Linked DNA regions of Homo sapiens: region 2 is linked to region 1. A link is a loop called in an ENCODE intact Hi-C map of the cell type or tissue named here. Cell type or tissue: heart left ventricle. All regions are shown on one strand. Each heading gives the region's core, and the rest is flanking DNA. Links, peaks and the distances in the headings are about the cores only. Region 1 holds the start of LINC01004 (long intergenic non-protein coding RNA 1004). Region 2 overlaps SRPK2 (SRSF protein kinase 2).

What was found. Peaks named below come from ENCODE experiments on the same cell type or tissue, not always from the same donor. Only the 100,000 strongest peaks of a DNase experiment are listed, where the experiment ranks them.
Region 2: a loop joins it to region 1, with 3 times the contacts of the local background. A loop is called at or near these places in 5 of 110 quality-filtered maps.

Annotation. Positions count from the first base shown.
Region 1 is chr7:104,990,250-104,999,154 of GRCh38, reverse strand. It overlaps LINC01004 (long intergenic non-protein coding RNA 1004), which reads left to right and starts at 7,990. Exons shown (of 1, transcript NR_039981.2): 1 at 7,990-8,905. In heart left ventricle, for the core only: no CTCF peak of the experiment used is centred there; no DNase peak of the experiment used is centred there; H3K4me3 peaks cover 337 bases; H3K27ac peaks cover 442 bases.
Region 2 is chr7:105,261,597-105,270,501 of GRCh38, reverse strand. All of the region lies in intron 2 of SRPK2 (SRSF protein kinase 2), which reads left to right. Among named protein-coding and RNA genes, the nearest start is that of SRPK2, 120 kb to the left of the region's middle. RefSeq lists an enhancer at 1,395-1,684. In heart left ventricle, for the core only: no CTCF peak of the experiment used is centred there; no DNase peak of the experiment used is centred there.

The DNA of each region.
Region 1 (8,905 bases), core at 3,031-5,530:
ATCTCACTCTGTCTCCCACGCTGGAGTACAGTGGTGCAATCTCGGCTCACAGTAACCTCAGCCTCCTGAGTAGCTGTAACTACAGGTGCCTGCAACCACACCTGGCTAATTTTTTATTTTTAGTAGAGACAGGGTTTCACCATGTTGGCCAGGCTGGTGTGGAACTCCTGACCTCAGGTGATCCGCCCACCTCGGCCTCCCAAAGTGCTGGGATTACAGGCGTGAACCACCGCACCTGGCCAAAATTTGGTACTTTATAACTCAATAATTGCAACCAGACCAGCTAACTTTTTGAAAACTTGGGGCTCTGTAATGTTCAGATGAAGGTAAATGTAGGGAATAGACCCTCTTTAGATTGAGGGAGTAGGAGTTTTGACATCACAGGTCGTTTGGACTTAAAGGTATGAATTTGAAAGTAGTTTGGTTATACATGTCCTTTGCAACCTAGCCTCTCTTTCATTAGCGGAATTAATTTTGGTGGAGGGATTCATTCATATTGTTAGTATGTATCGAGGGAGGCATTGTATACCAGAAGGCTTTGAACTGGTTGGGAGAAGTGTTCTTATAAGAACAGGGTAATTATTAATCATAATAATCTTTGTCAAGGTGCCTAAGTAACTCCCTTATGTAATAGCAGCCAGTGATTAGATAGCTTCACATCAAGCAGGTTGGATTTGTTCCTTTTGAATCAAAGAACCCTTTGCTTCATAATCTAGGTCTTGTGTCTCACCGAATCCTTTATAATATAGAATAAATGGTTGAAAGGAAAGGCTCACATTCTGTATTCCTGAAATTCAAATAGGATAACTTTCTCAAAGTTTTAGGATAGACCAAATAATGTATGTCCATGTAGCTCTAAGATATGAGTCAACAAAGCAAAATAATTATGAAACTCTTGTGGGATTTTTGGTAGAGTTTTTATGGAGATCCAGTGTATATGAGAAGCAAACTAAAGAGAGTTGCCAAGGGTTTTAGAGCCAGTCAAATTCCTAGACTTTAGGATTTGTTGAATGAATTGAATGGAAACCAGTATAGTTGTCAGTTTTAAGTTCACTCAGTATTAGCATTCAATTAGATACTGAGTTTTAAAATAGTTTTTTTTTTTTTTTTTTTTGAGACAGAGTCTCACTCTGTTACCCAGACTGGAGTGCAATGTTGCGATCTTGGCTCACTGCAACCTCTGCCTCCAAGTTCAAGCAGTTCTTGCCTCAGCCTCCCAAGTAGCTGGGATTATAGGCGCCCACCACCATGCCCGGCTAATTTTTTACTTTTAGCAGAGACAGGGTTTCACCATGTTGGCCAGGCTGGTCTCGAACTCCTGACCTCAGGTGACCCACCTGCCTCAGCCTCCCAAAGTGCTGGGATTACAGGTGTGAGCCACGAAGCACAGCCTAAAATGGATCTTTTAATACCAAATAAGGACATTGTCTTATGATTTAAAAAGTGTCTTTTTAAAACCTGGCTACATTGTTCTTATTCTCACTTTGCTATAGAATAATGAAAAGTTATCCAACATTCATTTTGGAATATTGTTTTGGAATAATTCATGTATCTCGGCTGTCTGATTTTACCAACATGGAAAGCATAACTCAAAGACAATTCTTTAATCAGTTTTTAAAATGAAACTACTTTTCTCAGCTGTTAAAAAAATAGATTTATAATAATAGTCATCAGCATTCTTTTAAATTGTGACAAGTTAGTCTTAGAAGGATACAAAAATGTATAAAAGACTTGTGAATTTCTGACAAATTTAAATTAGGATATGTCCATAAATAGCAATTAAAATTGTTTCCAAAGAGTTATTTCAAAGCATCACATATTACAAAAAAATGGTGAAAATATAAATATAGGTCACAATTTATAGGACTTTTGTATATTGTGTATGTTTCCATAGAAATAGGTAAAGGAAATAATGGTTTCTTTTTGGGTTATAGGCTTACAGATGGATTTTCTATAGCAGGCGTATGTTACCAAAAAAATGGGAATGGGCTGATGCTTGGATATTAACTTAAAAATGGGATACAAACTGGCCGGGCCTGGTGGCTCATGCCTGTAATCCCAGCACTTTGGGAGGCCGAGGTGGGTGGATCATGAGGTCAGGAGTTCGAGACCAGCCTGGCCAAGATGGTGAAACCCCGTCTCTACTAAAAATACAGAAATTAGCCGAGCGCGGTGGTGGGCGCCTGTAATCCCAGCCACTCGGGAGGCTGAGGCAGGAGATTGCTCGAACCCAGGAGGTGGAGTGAGCTGAGATCATGCCACTGCACTCTAGCCTGGGCAACAGAGCAATACTCTGTCCAAAAAAAAAAAAAAATGGGATACAAACTGAAAACAGTATGGTCTCAGATTATCAGAAGCCTAGGAATCATCTTCCTTTCTTTAATACCCATGTTCCTTATGTCCCTAATGTCTGTTCTAACTATAGTTCTTGGCCTATCTCCCCTCGTTGTCTTCACTCCCACTGCCACTACTTTAATTCAGGTCTGGAAAAGTGTATTCAGTCACTCACTCTGAATATTTGCTAAATACATGAGTTTGTGTATAGAACTGTGTAGTAACCTCCTAGCTTACCCTGGCTTTTAATTTTTCTAATCCATCTGTTAACACTTCAAAGTGATTTTACTTAAATGTGTATCTGATATTGCTTGAAAGCTTTTAATGAATCCCATGATCTGCCTCTTGCCTTTTTTTCCAATCAGAAGTACCCAGTTGCTGCTGCTTTTGCTTCCAGCCATATTAATACAGTTTGAGCATCCCTAATCTGAAAATCCAAAATCTGCAATGTTCCAAAATTCGAAACTACCAACATGATGCCACAGGTGGAAAATTCCACACTTGACCTTATGTGATAGGTCACAGTCAAAACTTAGTGTCATGCACAGATATTAAAAATATTGTATAAAATTACTTCAGGCAGTGTGCATAAGGTGAAGCATTTATGAAACATAAATGAGCTTATGTTTAGACTTGCATCCCACCCCCAATATATCTATCTCATGTATATGCAAATATTCCAAAATCCAGAGCACTTTTGGTCTCAAGCATTTCAGATAAGTGATACGCAACCTGTACTATTATCTCTTCATAGAATACCCCTGTCTATTTTGTGAATGCAAGTGTTTTTCTGTGTAGCCTTCTCTGATCTTTTTCCAATAAGTCTTATTTTTTATAATTCCATGTACCCCAGCTCTATTATAGCGCTTAACTGCAGTTTATTACAATTATTTATAGCCTCTTTACCCACTAGAACAGCAGTCCCCAACGTTTTTGGCACCAGGGACCAGTTTTGTGGAAGACAGTTTTTTCCCATGGATGGGATGTGGGGGTGGTGGTGGTTTTGGGATAAAACTGTTCCATCTCAGGTCATCGGGCATTAGTTAGATTCATGAGATTCTAAACTCCCCACTTTATGTAACACTCTACTTCTTTCTTTTCATTGATAGAGATAATATTTATGCATATTTAGGGGCACACGCTCCTTATTCTACTCCTGTAACATAGTAGAACTTATTCCTTCTAACTTTACTTTTGCACCACTTAACCAACTTCTATACATCCCTCCTTCCCCCACCCCACTTAATATAAGCATCTTTTATTTTTTATTTTTGAGACAAAGTGCCTATCTCAGGTCATCGGGCATGAGTTAGATTCATAAGGAGTTAGATTCATAGATCCCTCACATGTGAAGGTTCACATTCCTATGAGAGTCTAATGCCACAGCTGATTGGCAGGAGACAGAGCTTTGGGGGTGGGGGTAATGCTTGTCCACAGCTCACCTCCTGTTGTGTGGTGGGGTAGGGGAGGGTGTTGGGGACCCCAGCACTAGAATATGAGCCCCTGAAGAGCAGAATATCTAACTTGCATTGTCTCCCTCAGATAAAAGGATTCAGTTTATTGTTAAACGGGTAGTGCCTGCATTTGTACCTAGGACATAGTAAGTGCTTAAGTAAATTTTGAATTAATTGGGTCTGTTGTCTTTGGTGTAAGTATAAATCTGCAAAATATCTCCTAAACCTAGATTGTAAAGAGAAGAAAGGTTAGAGATGCATTTCTGTAGTTAATGATGATTAATGTCCAAGAACGTAGCCATCCTTAGTAAAGAAAAAATAATACCAAGAAAACAGTTGGGCATATATTCCTCTTAGGTTTCATCAGGCACAATTATCTTGAAAGACTAGCAATCCCACATGACACATACCCTGGTACTCATGTGTCCATTGCAACTGTAAAGGTACTTTAACTTCAAGGGAACTTCAAAGAAGAGAACTTTCCCACAGTTCACTTTCTTAACAGTTCAGTGGCCTTATTTACAGGATGAAAGTTCAGGTAGATTTTCTGGCATCTTATTTCAAAAGAATAGATACTGTCCTCCAAGTATGGATGCAGAGACATCAACACTTACCAACATGCAGCAACAGTCATAGGAACTAAACAGATTTGTAGCCCAAAATGGCACTGGTAAAAATACATGTCAGTCTGCACAGAGATTCTGAATGATTTACAATTAACAGTAGATGATGATGTTAATACCTGTTTTTAAAAAGTTGAGTCCATCAATGTGCTAATTAATCCCTTCCACAACGCAAGCAAGTTTGTATTCTTTGGAAAGATTTGGCACCAAGTTAAAAGTCACTTCTAAGTTTTGCAAAAATAAATAAGTTGATTTATTCTGTTACATAGATACCAACAAATTTCCAAAGTGGTAGTTGTAGGTACTACATAAAGTACAAGTTTCCCTGCTATGGACATATTAAAATGCTGCAAGTTGGTAGTTCCCAAGCCGGTTTGATCACCATAATCATTTCTGAAACTTATTAAAATACTCTTAGGCTTCTTACCCACAGGTCCCAGAAACAAGATGTTAGATGTCATCATTCATAATTTTCTTACAGTGTAGCAATTTTTGAAGAACCATATGCTGCACTATTTAATAAAAATCTGCATTTTTGACAAACCCCTCATTCCCAGGTATTTAATTTGCAAATGCTACATTGATAACACTGATATATGGAATGGATTGCTTCTCTAAAATGTCTGTGGAAAGCAACAGTGCAAAGACATTATATTTTCATTTCTTTTTGGGGGAGTGTTACTGTAATATTAGACATCCGACCTGAGAAGTTTGGAGGTACTATTGCCATGAACCATTTCTTCCGTAATTCAAAAGTTATCTTTGAAGTGACTCTGATTACCTGGGACGAGAAGGCCTCATTTCTGGGATGCAGGCATGCATTTTAACATAGACTTCAGGACAAATTAAGTTGATGTTTGCTGCAGGTTGCTATGAAAATTTAAATTCCACTGAACTCACCCTCAATCTTTAGTGTTCCTACTGGGTGATATTTAGGATTGGCTCTGGGAACATGTGTTAATTTTTCTTAGTAAAACTTATTTAAAGCTTCAACACTAATACTTCTCTAATTTTGGTATCATGATTCATTCTCAGCTTTAAAAATAAAGTGTCCTGGATCAGTTTCCTTTTGCGGTAACTCCAAGCATATACAGTTGACTCTTAACAACTCAGGGGTTGGGCTCTGACCCACTTCCCATGCAGTCAAATTCACATATAACTTTTGACTCCCCATAAACCAAACCTAACTGCTAATAGCCTACTGTTGACTGTCAGCCTTACCAATAACATAGTCAATTAACATATATTCTGTATGTTATATGTATTATATACTGTCTTATTACAATAAAGTAACTAGATAAAATCAAATGGGCTGGGTATGATGACTCATGGCTAGTAATCCCTGTATTTTGGGAGGCCGAGGTGGGAGGATCATTTGAGCTCAGGAGTTCAAGACCACCCTGGGCAACAAAGTGAGACCCTGTCTCTACAAACCAGGCATGGTTGTGCATGCCTGTAGTCTTAGCTACTCAGGAGGCTGAGGCAGGAGGATTGCTTGAGCCCAGGAGTTTAAGGCTGCAGTGAGCTATGATTGCACCACTGCACTCTAGCCTGGGTGACAGGATGAGATCCTGTTGAGTTCAAGACCAGCCTAGCTAACATGGTGAAACCCCGTCTCTACTAAAAATACATAAAAATTAGCCAGGCATAGTGGTTGGCGCCTGTAATCTCAGCTACTCGGGAGGCTGAGGCAGGAGAATTACTTGAACCTGGGAAGCAAAGGTTGCAATGATGAGGAAAAAAAAATATATTTACTGTTCATTAAGTAGGAGTGGATCATAAAGGTATTCAATCTCGTTGAGTAGGCTGAGGAAGAGGAGGGGTCTTTCTCAGGGGTGGCAGAGGCAGAAGAAAATTTGTGTATAAGTGGACTTGTACATTTTAAACCCATGTTGTTCAAGGGTCACCTGTATTTAAAATTCCACATTCAAATAAATTTGACCCTTGTGTATATTATTAATAATATACATAATTCTTAGAATAATAAATGAATGTTAGATTGTAAAATCATTGGCCTAGAGGAGTTGCCTAAAGATTGAAATAAACCAGCTTCTTGGCTTCTTTATTTTTTAAATGAGGGGCAGACACAAAGTAAATTTCCAAGTCACCTTGAAATCAGGCACTTTGAAGCCTAGCTATGAGTAAACTCAGTTATACTGTCTAATACCCATTTTAGCTTTTCTGTTTACAGCATAAACTTTAAGGCCGGTTTTAGTTCTTTTAAGAAGTCAAAAGCAGAACCTCTCTAGCAGAAGTGTTTTTCAAACATTAAATCCTAAACCAAAAAAAAAAGTGACCAAATTACAGAACTCTAGGAGTTTATCTTACCTACCTACCGCTGAAAGAGGATTTTTCTTTTTAAGAAAATTAGAATATTCTGATGGCCTAAACTTTTCTTGTCAAACAGGTAAAGTCTTGTTAGCCCAGAAAGTATCTCTTCTTAGGAGTGTTTAGATTTGTTGAGAGAGAGAAGGCTTTATTTCTTTTTTAGTAGAGACGGGGTTTCACCGTATTAGCCAGAATGGTCTTGATCTGCTGACCTTGTGATCTGCCCGCTTGGCCTCCCAAAGTGCTGGGATTACAGGCGTGAACCACCGTGCCCAGCCTGAGAAGGCTTTATTTCTAAACTCCCCACTTAATGTAACACTTTACTTCTTTCTTTTTATTGATATAGATAATATTTGTGCATGTTTTAGGGGCACATGTGATATTTTCATAATTGTATACCATGTGTAATGATCAAATCAGGGTAGTTGGAATAGCTATCACCTCAAACATCTTTGTGTTGGGAACATTACAAATCTGGCTATTTTGAAATATACAATATAAATTATTAACTATAATTTTCCTACTGTACTGTAAAATAGTAGAACTTACTCCTTCTAACTTTACTGTTGTACCATTTAACCAACTTCTATACATCCCTCCTTCCCCCACCCCACTTAATATAAGCATCTTTTTTTTTTTTTTTTGAGAAAAAGTCTTGCTCTATCACCCAGGCTGGAATGCACTGGCAAGATCTCGGCTCACTGCAGTCTTTGCCTCCCGAGTTCAAGCATTTCTCCTGCCTCAGCCTCCCCAGTAGCTGGGATTACAGGTTTGTGTCACCACACCCAGCTAATTTTTGTATTTTTAGTATAGATGGGGTTTCAGTATGTTGGCTAAGCTGGTCTCGAACTCCTGACCTCAGGTGATCCGCCCACCTCGGCCTCTCAAGAGTGCTGGGATTACAGGTGTGAGCCACCACACCCAGCCATAAGCATCTTTTAAAAAGGTGGAGGGGGGCTATCAACTGTTATTTTAAGCATAGTAAGAGTTCACCCTACTACTTTTACAATGAATTACTGCAAGATGTTTAGACATTGTGATCTTTTTATTACGGTTACTGTTTTCCCTAAAGGTCAAACCAATAACTTGAGATCCTGAGGTGCAACTCAAGAGTAGAAGCATCACTTAATACTAGTAACTTAAAAGAATAGCAGATCTGGCTCGCTGTGGTGGCTCAGGCCTGTAATCCCAGCACCTTGGGAGGCTGACACAGGTGGAGCACGTGAGGTCATGAGACCAGCGTGGCCAACATGGTGAAACCCTGTCTCTGCTAAAAATGTAAGAATTAGCTGGGTGTGGTGGCACACACCTGTAATCGTAGCTACTCAGGAGGCTGAGGCATGAAAATTGCTTTAACCCGAGGGGCAGAGGTTGCAGTGGGCCGAGATTATGCCACTGCACTCCACCCTGGGTGACAGAGTAACAGTCTCAGAAAAAGAAAAAGGAATAGTAGTGGGTCTTCAGATACTTAGATGTCATGAGCTGGGACTTTAATGGGCCATTTTTAAAATTTGACATTAAAAATTCCGTCCTAATGCCAGTAAATAATTTTCATCATTTAATTCCGCATGTTTTTGGTATATTCATCTAGCACCTTCTGAATGTTATTAGACCTCCTATATAGTTAACCTTGGATATCATATGGTGGTTTGGTAGACTTTTTTTTTTTTTTAATACACACACGTCTTTTAGCTTGGTTGATATGCCCTCAGCCTGAAAGATAACAACTTGCTTATTTATTACACAACCAGATTACTTGACTCCCTATGTTTGAAGTCCCCAGTTTAGATTGGTTATTAAGTAAGCATTCATTAGATTTTCAATTATTTATAAAAGCTAAATATAAAGAACCACAAACTATTTCAACAAGTTAATACAGCCAAAGCATATAGATAAATATATGAAACAATACAGTAAATACATGAGACCAAAAATTCAGTCTTTCATCAGTCTGGAAATAAACAAATATTTTGTGTGTGATTGTTTCTGAAACTGCAGACAGGTATTTTTAATTCTTAACTCCTACTGTGTTCAGTACATTATTCAGAAGATTAGCCAGGAACAGAAAATGTGCAATTTAATTTCCCTTAGGTTCAAGGTATAAGCTAAACAGAGTCTTTCCCTGCACAAATTATCAAGTTGGCTGTGTTTCACTGGATAGGAGAT
Region 2 (8,905 bases), core at 3,979-6,478, 270 kb before region 1:
CGGGAGGCGGAGGTTGCAGTGAGCCGAGATTGTGCCATTGCACTCTAGCCTGGGCAACGAGTGAAATTCCATCTCAAAAAAAAAAAAAAAAGGGCAGAGGAGGCTGTTCCTAAATCCAAGGCAGAGTCTGAGCTCTGACACCCTGCTCCTTCCAAAATGAGGGGAGGGGCCCTGCTGAGGGCTCACTGTGGCGCCATGTGCCTGATCCTCAAGGTGAGTCTCAGCACCACCCCAGCTATAGGCGCTGTGCTCTGCTCTCCCAGTGGCTCGGCAGCTTGGCTACACCCTGTGGTAGATTCTGCTCTCTCATCAGGTATTCATGCCGCTTTTATAATGCTCATTGAAGTTATAAGCTTAAAAATTTGGGAAAAATCCTTATTTTAACAACGCTGAGAGGATATTTCTGTACAGGTCCATTGTATTTTATGGAACTAATTTTTATTCCTTTTTCCTTTACATCTTCTCATATTCAACTTTGATTTATATAGTCAACATTTTAAAAAAAATTTGCTTTACTGCTTAAAAAACTATTGAGGTCTATTTTGAAATCCTGGTACTGTTGATAGCATTTTATTGGCACTAATTTATTTTTTAGTATGTGAACTTTTTATTATGAAAGCACACTTCAGTTTTAAAAATCCAGTTGGAAATACTTATTAGGGATAGGAAAACAGCTTTACACATGAAATAGTCTGGGTAATAGGACCATGTCAGTTTTATTAACTTAAAATTATGTGCTTTAGTCAGTCGTTGATGTTTTAAAGGAAACGTGTTAGATTGTCTCCTTATCTTTTCCCTCTCTTATTTTCACCCTTCCTTCCCTTTTAGTCTGTTATCTCCCTTCCAAATCAGTATCAGCAATTATCTTTTAATTAAGTTGAACTGGTGCTTACATTCCTGTTGTAGATGTCTATTGTCAATCCTTTCCTAAAAGGACAAATATATTATCTCTGCTCGGTAAATGGGTGTTGCTGTTCACTTGTACTGTACTGCTAAGGAGGAGGGGAAAATTAAGGTATAAAATCAGAAGTCTCTTTCTAGAGGAGTTAGGAACACTAGATATTAAATGTGTCTTTAATTAAACACAATCAAGAAATTAAAACAAAGGTTAAACATTTTGAAATCTATACATCGGGGTTCTGGTTTAATATTTCATTCTTAAGTGACAAAAATGATTCACTGAGCCATATTTTTTAGGGCTAGTGAAATAGAAACAGCCAAGGGTTGCATATCTGTTTATTACAGCCTGTGACGTGATTACCCAGGCTTCTCAAATTATCTAGTATATTTAATTCAGATGTTCAAGATTTCTTGTTTGTATTTTATTTTGCTAAATTGAAAATCATCTTGTAGAACCATGCTAGTTCTACCTTAAAAAAGAAAACACCCCTCTGCTTTAAAGAAATGGTACTTCCTGCTTTCATAAACAGTCATGTGCATAGTTTAGCAAGGCCTGATGCCTCTGGAGCTTTTTCCCTTTATAGCACCATTGAATCCCAGTCCTAACAGAAGTACTGCGAATCTTGTGGCCTCATTCTGAACAAAAGGGATTAGAGAAGAAAAATCTCTTGATATAAGGCTTGAAAGCAAGGGCAGGCAATCTTGGTTGTGAATATTTTCTGATTTTTCCAGAAATCAAGCAGAAGATTGAGCTGCTGATGTCAGTTAACTCTGAGAAGTCGTCCTCTTCAGAAAGGTACAGCTACATCTCTTGCATGAACAATTAATGGTGTAGCATTGCTAAGAAACAAACCAGGACATATTTTTTTTTCTTGTCAAGTTTGCTATATAACGTATTGTCCTGCATGCTGGTATTGTGCTGTATTGAAGATGTGTATTGGGGCAAGCTGTTCTGCTTTTGCAAAGGGTGATTGATTTTTTTAAGAAAAATAGTGGAGCCTGATCAGCTGCAGCATGCACACCATAACACAGCAGACCGCTGGTTCATGTGTGACAGCTGTTGAAGGCTTTAAAAATAATTTAGCTAAAAAGCAGAAAAGAAAAATCTTGCTTTTTTAAAGGGAAATGCTGTGAGGTTTTCTTCCTATATGTTGAGGTTGCTGCTCTACAGAATTACGAAGGTTATTTGTAAAATGTAGGTTAAAAATACTTGATTTTGGGTTGTAATAAATATTTATTCTTATATGGTAAGGGAGTGCCATTTGTAAATAGCTTAGGAATTGCAAACCCACAGATTAGTCACATTCTGTAAGAGAGATATGATGCTTCTTCAAGTCTGTGCTAGGAAATGGAACAGTCACTGCATGCAGTAATGGTTCATGCCTGCAGGTAAGGACAAAATGACTCAGAAGTATTTTTAAAGCAATTATTTTATCTGTCAATCATATGATTATATCTGAAAAGAGATATTTCATTAAAATGACTGTTTTGCCTTATAAAAAGAATTAAGATATTTTTATCTGAAGTCAGAAATAAGGCTATAGTTGCCTATTTTGATATGCAAATATTGTATACAGTTCTGTTTACCAAAATAGTGTATACTACATGATGTCTTAAATTGAGATTCCTGGGCATACAGTTGATGCTTACCTTTCTCTTGGTTACCTAATAGGTTATACTTAATATTGATATTTTATACTTAAGGTATATGTTGATTTATCTTTTCTAGGGTTTGCAGGGTTATCTTTTTTGTTCATAGATGTAATATTTAGAAAAATAATGGAGAAATAATGTGGTAGTTAAGGAATGATACAGAAAAAATACAAAAAAAATGAGTTGAAGAACCTACCATGGTAAAATGGATTTATTTAAAGTATGCTAGTATATGAAGGACATAATCTGATGTAAAATTATCATTTTAAATTGATTTATTAGTATAATCAGGGGAAAAAGCTTATGGCTCTAACTTAGGGCATCACAAATAAAAATGATGTTACTGCTTTTGTTAGAGACTGAAAGTAGAAAATTTTAGGACTGCTAGTGTTTATTTTTGTGTGGCTTCTAACTTTTGGTTTGTGGCTAGCCATCTGATCTTAAGCATTCTGTTTGCTGAGATGAGAAACAGTCTTCAGCCTTGTGAATATTCTGCCAGTAAAATGGTGGTGATGGGAAGGGTAGAAGAGGGTGGTGTGCATAGTGAACGAGCTGGGTATCAGCTGTAATGTTAGAGTTTGGTACTAGGAAGAGCACACTTAATGAGATGACAGTAATAATTACATTAGCTTTTTGGAATATCATGAATTCTTTACTGATAAATTGAGGGTTGGACAGAGTGGATGAATATTATTGAGAAACAAATTAGGAGTGGATGAGGTTTTCTGGTTAAAATACATTCTGTAAGGAAAGATATTCTAAGATATTTTAGTGATTTTATTTATTTACTTACCTACACTCTGGTGGTTATTTGAAGGAAAGGGAGGACGCATGTGGTCATGATTTTAAAGTTTAGAAATCAGCCACTATTGCTTCTGATAACTTCATGCACAGTTTTACCAGAGATTACTTAATTTATGTATTATTATTTCATGGCCATTATGCTGTCCTGACTTAATGGTTGATAAATGTAGCTTATAAATCAGACAACACTTTGCAAACATAGAAGTTGTTTCGTTAATGTAGATATATTACAACAAGAAGGTACTCTCCCTTGCCCCTACTTTTTATTAAAAGTCATATGGTAATGAACAGTCAAATCATTTGTCTTTTTAATTTGTTTGGAGGAACTTGAAAAATAAGAATCTGAAGTTTAAAAAGAATTTATGGCTTGTAACACTATATCCTGTCCAGGAATTTAACACCTTACAATATCATGTAGCATTATCATTACATTCTTAAATTCCTTGTTCACCAGTCCAGCTACATTTTAAGAGTTTTTGCTTTCACTTAAAAAAAAAATAAGTTAATGGTTTGAGGCATGGTGCTCTAAATCTTAGAGATATTTGGAATTTGCATATAGTCAGTGTTCCCATCTGTCTACTGGTAGAAAGGTTGAAGAAATCTGACTTCTTTCTTTAGCAGGGGAGAAACTGCTTGATTGTAAGCAAACCAAAAGTTATCATTCACCACAACTGATTTTGTTCCTGCAGTATATAGAATTATCTTTTGATAATTCAGAAAACTGGGTAGAGAAAAGTACCTCTAAATACAAAATATAAATACAAAAACCCTGATGTGATTATTTCTAGTAATTTTTCATCTCATTTTTATCCTTTTAAAAGAATTGCTAGTCTTGCAAGAGCTTAGTATTGGTTGAATTGTTTTTGTTCAATTTTATAAAATGGGAAAAGCAAAACAACCTAATTTATTTTTGTAGAATCTTAAGAGTCCTTCACTGAAAAATATACATACGATTTGAAGTAAAATTATAATGGAATTTGAAGGTTGTTTGGGGGGCTAAATTGGGAAATACGTTATCCTAATAGATCTCAATAACACCTTGAAATCTAAAATTATGTTTTTACCTTTAAAGGAACAGTGGAAGTCTGAAGAGTGCCATTTTGTAGGGGAGTTATGGAGTACTTCTGTTCTGAATGGCTGACTCCTAAGATCAAAACTATCAGGGTTACAAAACGTTAGTTTATTTTTTGGTTTTGTGTTTTGAAGAGAGAGAAAAAAACTCAGCATAACCATTTAAAAAATTAAGAGCAGAGAATGCTATTGAATGAATTTTTTAAAAAAAATGCCTAATGATGAATGAAAAATGATGTATATAATAGTTACGAGGAAGATATTTGCTGCAAGACAGTACCCTCTGGAGATTTTAGGGGTAAATCCTACTGCAGGTATTTTCCTTTTTTTTGAGTGCCTGTTGAATGAATGAATTCATCTTGAATATAGTAGAGTCGGTGCTAGACACATTTTTACTCCCTTGTTTACTCCTGTTTACAGTAATAAATGTGAATATCTGATTAAAAAAACTAGGTTTTCAAGTTCTCGTTTCTTCATTTTGCCCTTTCTTAGCTAGAGCACTTCTGGGATTTATGGGGTAATGTGCGTGGGGGAGAGTAGTAGTAGTAATAACCATAATAGCTAAAAAGGTGTAGTACAGTTGTCCCTTGGTGTCCAAGGGGGATTGATTGGTTCCATGACCCCCCATAGATATCAAAATCCACAGATGCTCAAGTCCTTCATGTAAAATGGTATAGTATTTGCACATAACCTGTGTACTTCGTCCCATATGTTTTAAAACATCTCTAGATTACTTACAATACCTAATACAATGAAAACACTCTGTAAATAGTTGTTATATTATAGTTTAAAAATTTGTATTATTGTTGTATTTTATTTTTTATTGTTTTATATCCCAAATATTTTTGATCTGTAGTGGGTCAAATCTGTGGATGTGGAGGGCTGACTCTAATCATTTATTAAACAGTCTAGATACCAGTTCTGAGTGCTTTTTAGGTGAAGAGAAAGAGAGGGAAGGGGTGTGTGTGTTGTGTGTAGAAGGAATGGTTATTGGGAGAACTGTTTAATAAATCATCCCAGAAGAATCCTGTGTGAACAGAAGGTACTTTACCGTACTATCATTTTTGTCAAACTTTATTGCTATTTCTTCAGGGAACTCAGGTAACAAAATTGTACAATTCTTAATCAGTAAAGAAAGTTGAGCCCAGAGTGGTCAGAGCTGATTCCCAGTCTGCCTAGGTAAACCCAAGGAGGGCTGAGGAGTTTGTGAGATGAGGAGATCTGAGAAGCTGAGACTGCATTCACACATAGCATTGCCCACATCTGCTGTTCAGTGTGAGTGGATGTTGTTTTAATTGATAAAGTTCACAATGAACTAAAAATTAACAACTCACAACAGTGCTATATAGGTTTGCATTTTCTCAGGGAACAGATACGGAAAGGATAATTTCTTTTTGCATGTTTGTGGGTTTTTGATGTATTTTAGTGTTTAAAAGGGAGTCTTTATACTTGTAGCTCAATAGATAAGAACTCCTAGCCTAGATCCTTAACATTTCAGTTAGCTAGCCAATACTGAATTCACAAACTGTAGCTGTCTTGTTCAGGAGAGGAGAGAAGCGGAGAGGGAAAAAGTGTCATAGTAATATTTATGCTGTGGCCTATATTCTACCAATGCCGAATAAAAAGGATTGGTGAGAATTGATAGAGATTGTGTGTTGTCCCTTCTCCAATATAAGGGTATTTCAAATCCATAAGGAACCCAGGCTGTTTTTGTGTGTGTATTTTAATTGTTCTCTTCTTATTTTGGTGCCTCGTATGCAAAGGTGAAAGTGATACATAGCGATGTGTGGATGCGGAGAGCAAAAAGCTATACCTGGAAAAATAAGGAGAAAGGAAGGGAAAAAATTCAAAAGTGAGGAAGGTACCAGATGAAGAGAGAAAGAAGTAAAGGGCATTCAGTGGAAAAGGATCCTGGACCAAGATGTCTTTGATTTGCTCTTAAGTTGATATATTTTCTTTTATGATGTGTGGTGGACTAAGAGCAGTTATAGGAGGAGAACCAAAGGGTCTTTCTTCGTTGTTTTCCCTTTCTCCCCCCGTTGCAATGCAAAGACTAGGAAAAACATTTGTTGATAACTATTTTTCCCTTTTCCAACTCCTGCTCTGCCACTGTTGGCTTTCTTTCTCTCCTTGTAGAGGTGTACTTGTTCCTTAATGAGATGACATAGTGGTTGATTGTGTTGTCTTCTCATCACTCAATTCTTTATTTAATTTTTGTTAGTATTTTCATTGAAGATACGTATATGGAATAGTACCCAGATCATAGATCTTTATGAAATACAGTTTATTGAAATTTTTTTTCAGTGTTTTTGTTTGTTTGTTTTGTGTGTGTGTGTGTTGTGCCTAAGAAATCTTTGCCAAGCCTAGGGTCACTAATATTTTCTGCTAGATTGACTTTTAGGAGTTTTAGGATCTTAACATTTAAGTCTGTGATTCATTTGGGGTTTTAGTATTAAGGTAAAGATTGAGATTCAATTTTTTGCATATGACAGTTCAGTTGTATCTGTTTTGAACATTATATAAATAGAAACCCTCTGGATAAGCTTTTGGTCTGTTACCTATGTGAGGTTACCTATGTGAGGTTCATCCATATTGTTGTGTGTAGTTGTAATTAATTCAGTCTCATATCTGTACAGTATTCATGAATATACCTCAGTTTATTCATTCTATTAATGAGCATTTGGGAGGCTTACAGTTTGTGGTTATTAGGAATAGTGCTGCTATGAGCATTTCTTTTTCTTTTTTTTTTTTGAAATGGAGTTTTGCTCTTTTGCCCAGGCTGGAGTAAAGTGGAGCGATCTCAGCTCACTGCAACCTCTGCCTCCCAGGTTCAAGCAATTTTCCTGCCTCAGCCTCCAGAGTAGCTGGGATTACAGGCCCGCGCCACCACGCCCGGCTAATTTTTGTATTTTTAGTAGACACGGGGTTTTGCCTTGTTGGCCAGGCTGGTCTCAAACTCCTGACCTCAGTCCACCCACCTCAGCCTCCCAAAGTGCTAGGATTACAGGTGTGAGCCACCTTGCCCAGTCTGCCGTGAGCATTTCCATACATGTCTTTTGGTTAATGAAGCTTGCATGCATTTGTTTAATATATTCCTAGGAGTGCAGTTGCTGAGTTTTAGTGGGTATTGTCAGTTTTCCAAAGTGAATGTACCACTCTATACTTCCACCAACTGTGTATGCTCCAGGTTCTTTTCAATTTGGTATTGTATATATTTTTTTCCTTCTCTTACCTTTCCCTCCATTTCTCCCTTCCTTTTTCCTTGTTAGCATTCTGGTGGCTCTACCAGTGTTACCCAGAGTTTGCACCATTTTGAGGAGGATTAGAAGTAGAAACTGGACTATTTCTGAACATGAGCGTTCCTGAGGGGGAACAGAATTAGAAGCATAGACCAGTAAGTGACCCTAGGGTGTTGTTGTTGGAGGCACTGCTTTCCCACTGATTATAGTCTTGTAACTGGGTACTAGAGGCCGTGGGTATTAACATTAGTTTTCAGACTTGGTTTCAGTAGCAAAACCTTCTTTCGTCAAACCTTAATAGGAAGTTATCATGTAAAATATATAAAGAAGATGCTTGGTTTGGGAGCTGGGGAATGTAAATCAGAGCCGCAGTTTTTGATGCTTAGCCGTCCGCCTTGGAGCCACTTCCTCGAGCTCCAGTCCTCTTTACTTAAAGCCCTTGAGGTAGGTAGGCCACCTTAGGTCTGTCCAAGAAATCATGACATTTTGATAGCTTCTGAAGTGTTAAGTTTTAAGCTGTTCCTAGTCTCTAAAATTTATGTATCATATACCTAAATAAAAGTGTAGTGTTAGTTTCCAATGAAAGACTGGACAATGTTCTGATCAGGTTTTCTGTTGGCCATTATTTATTTGGTCTAGATGTAGTAGTTTCTACATTATTTTGTAATCAATTTTGATTCTGTCTGTTTACTGATGCTTCTCTGGAGGGTTGCTTACATTACAGCCAGAGCAAACCTTTCAGAACACAAATCTGATCAGGTAGGTCATTCCACGTTTAAAACCTTTCAGCTGTCTTCCCCTTGTGCTTGGGAGTTAGGTAAACTCCATACCTGGGTCAGTGAGTACCTCTTTTCTCTGTCCTCATCTCCCTCTCCAGCCTTGTCTCATGTATCTCTTCCTTTGGTCATGTCCTGGCTGTTTTGCTGTTCCCATCCTTCCTGTCTCAAGGAAGCTCTGCCTGTATCAAATTACAGTACCATGTACTTCTCCTTTGTAGCATTTGTCACAGCTGCTGTTTGACAGTGGGGCGTATCAGTGACATTTGGTCTACTTACTGGCTTACTCACTGTTAACCCCACCTTATGATCTTATATATAGAAGTGCTTTCATCACAAAATGTCAACAAAACAAATAATGTTCATTTGCATTTTACAAATTATGAGCTTTATAGGAAGACTTTCTTGGTATGGGGAGTTATCTCTTTCTGTGGTATTGGCATAGATTAATAAATAATCATA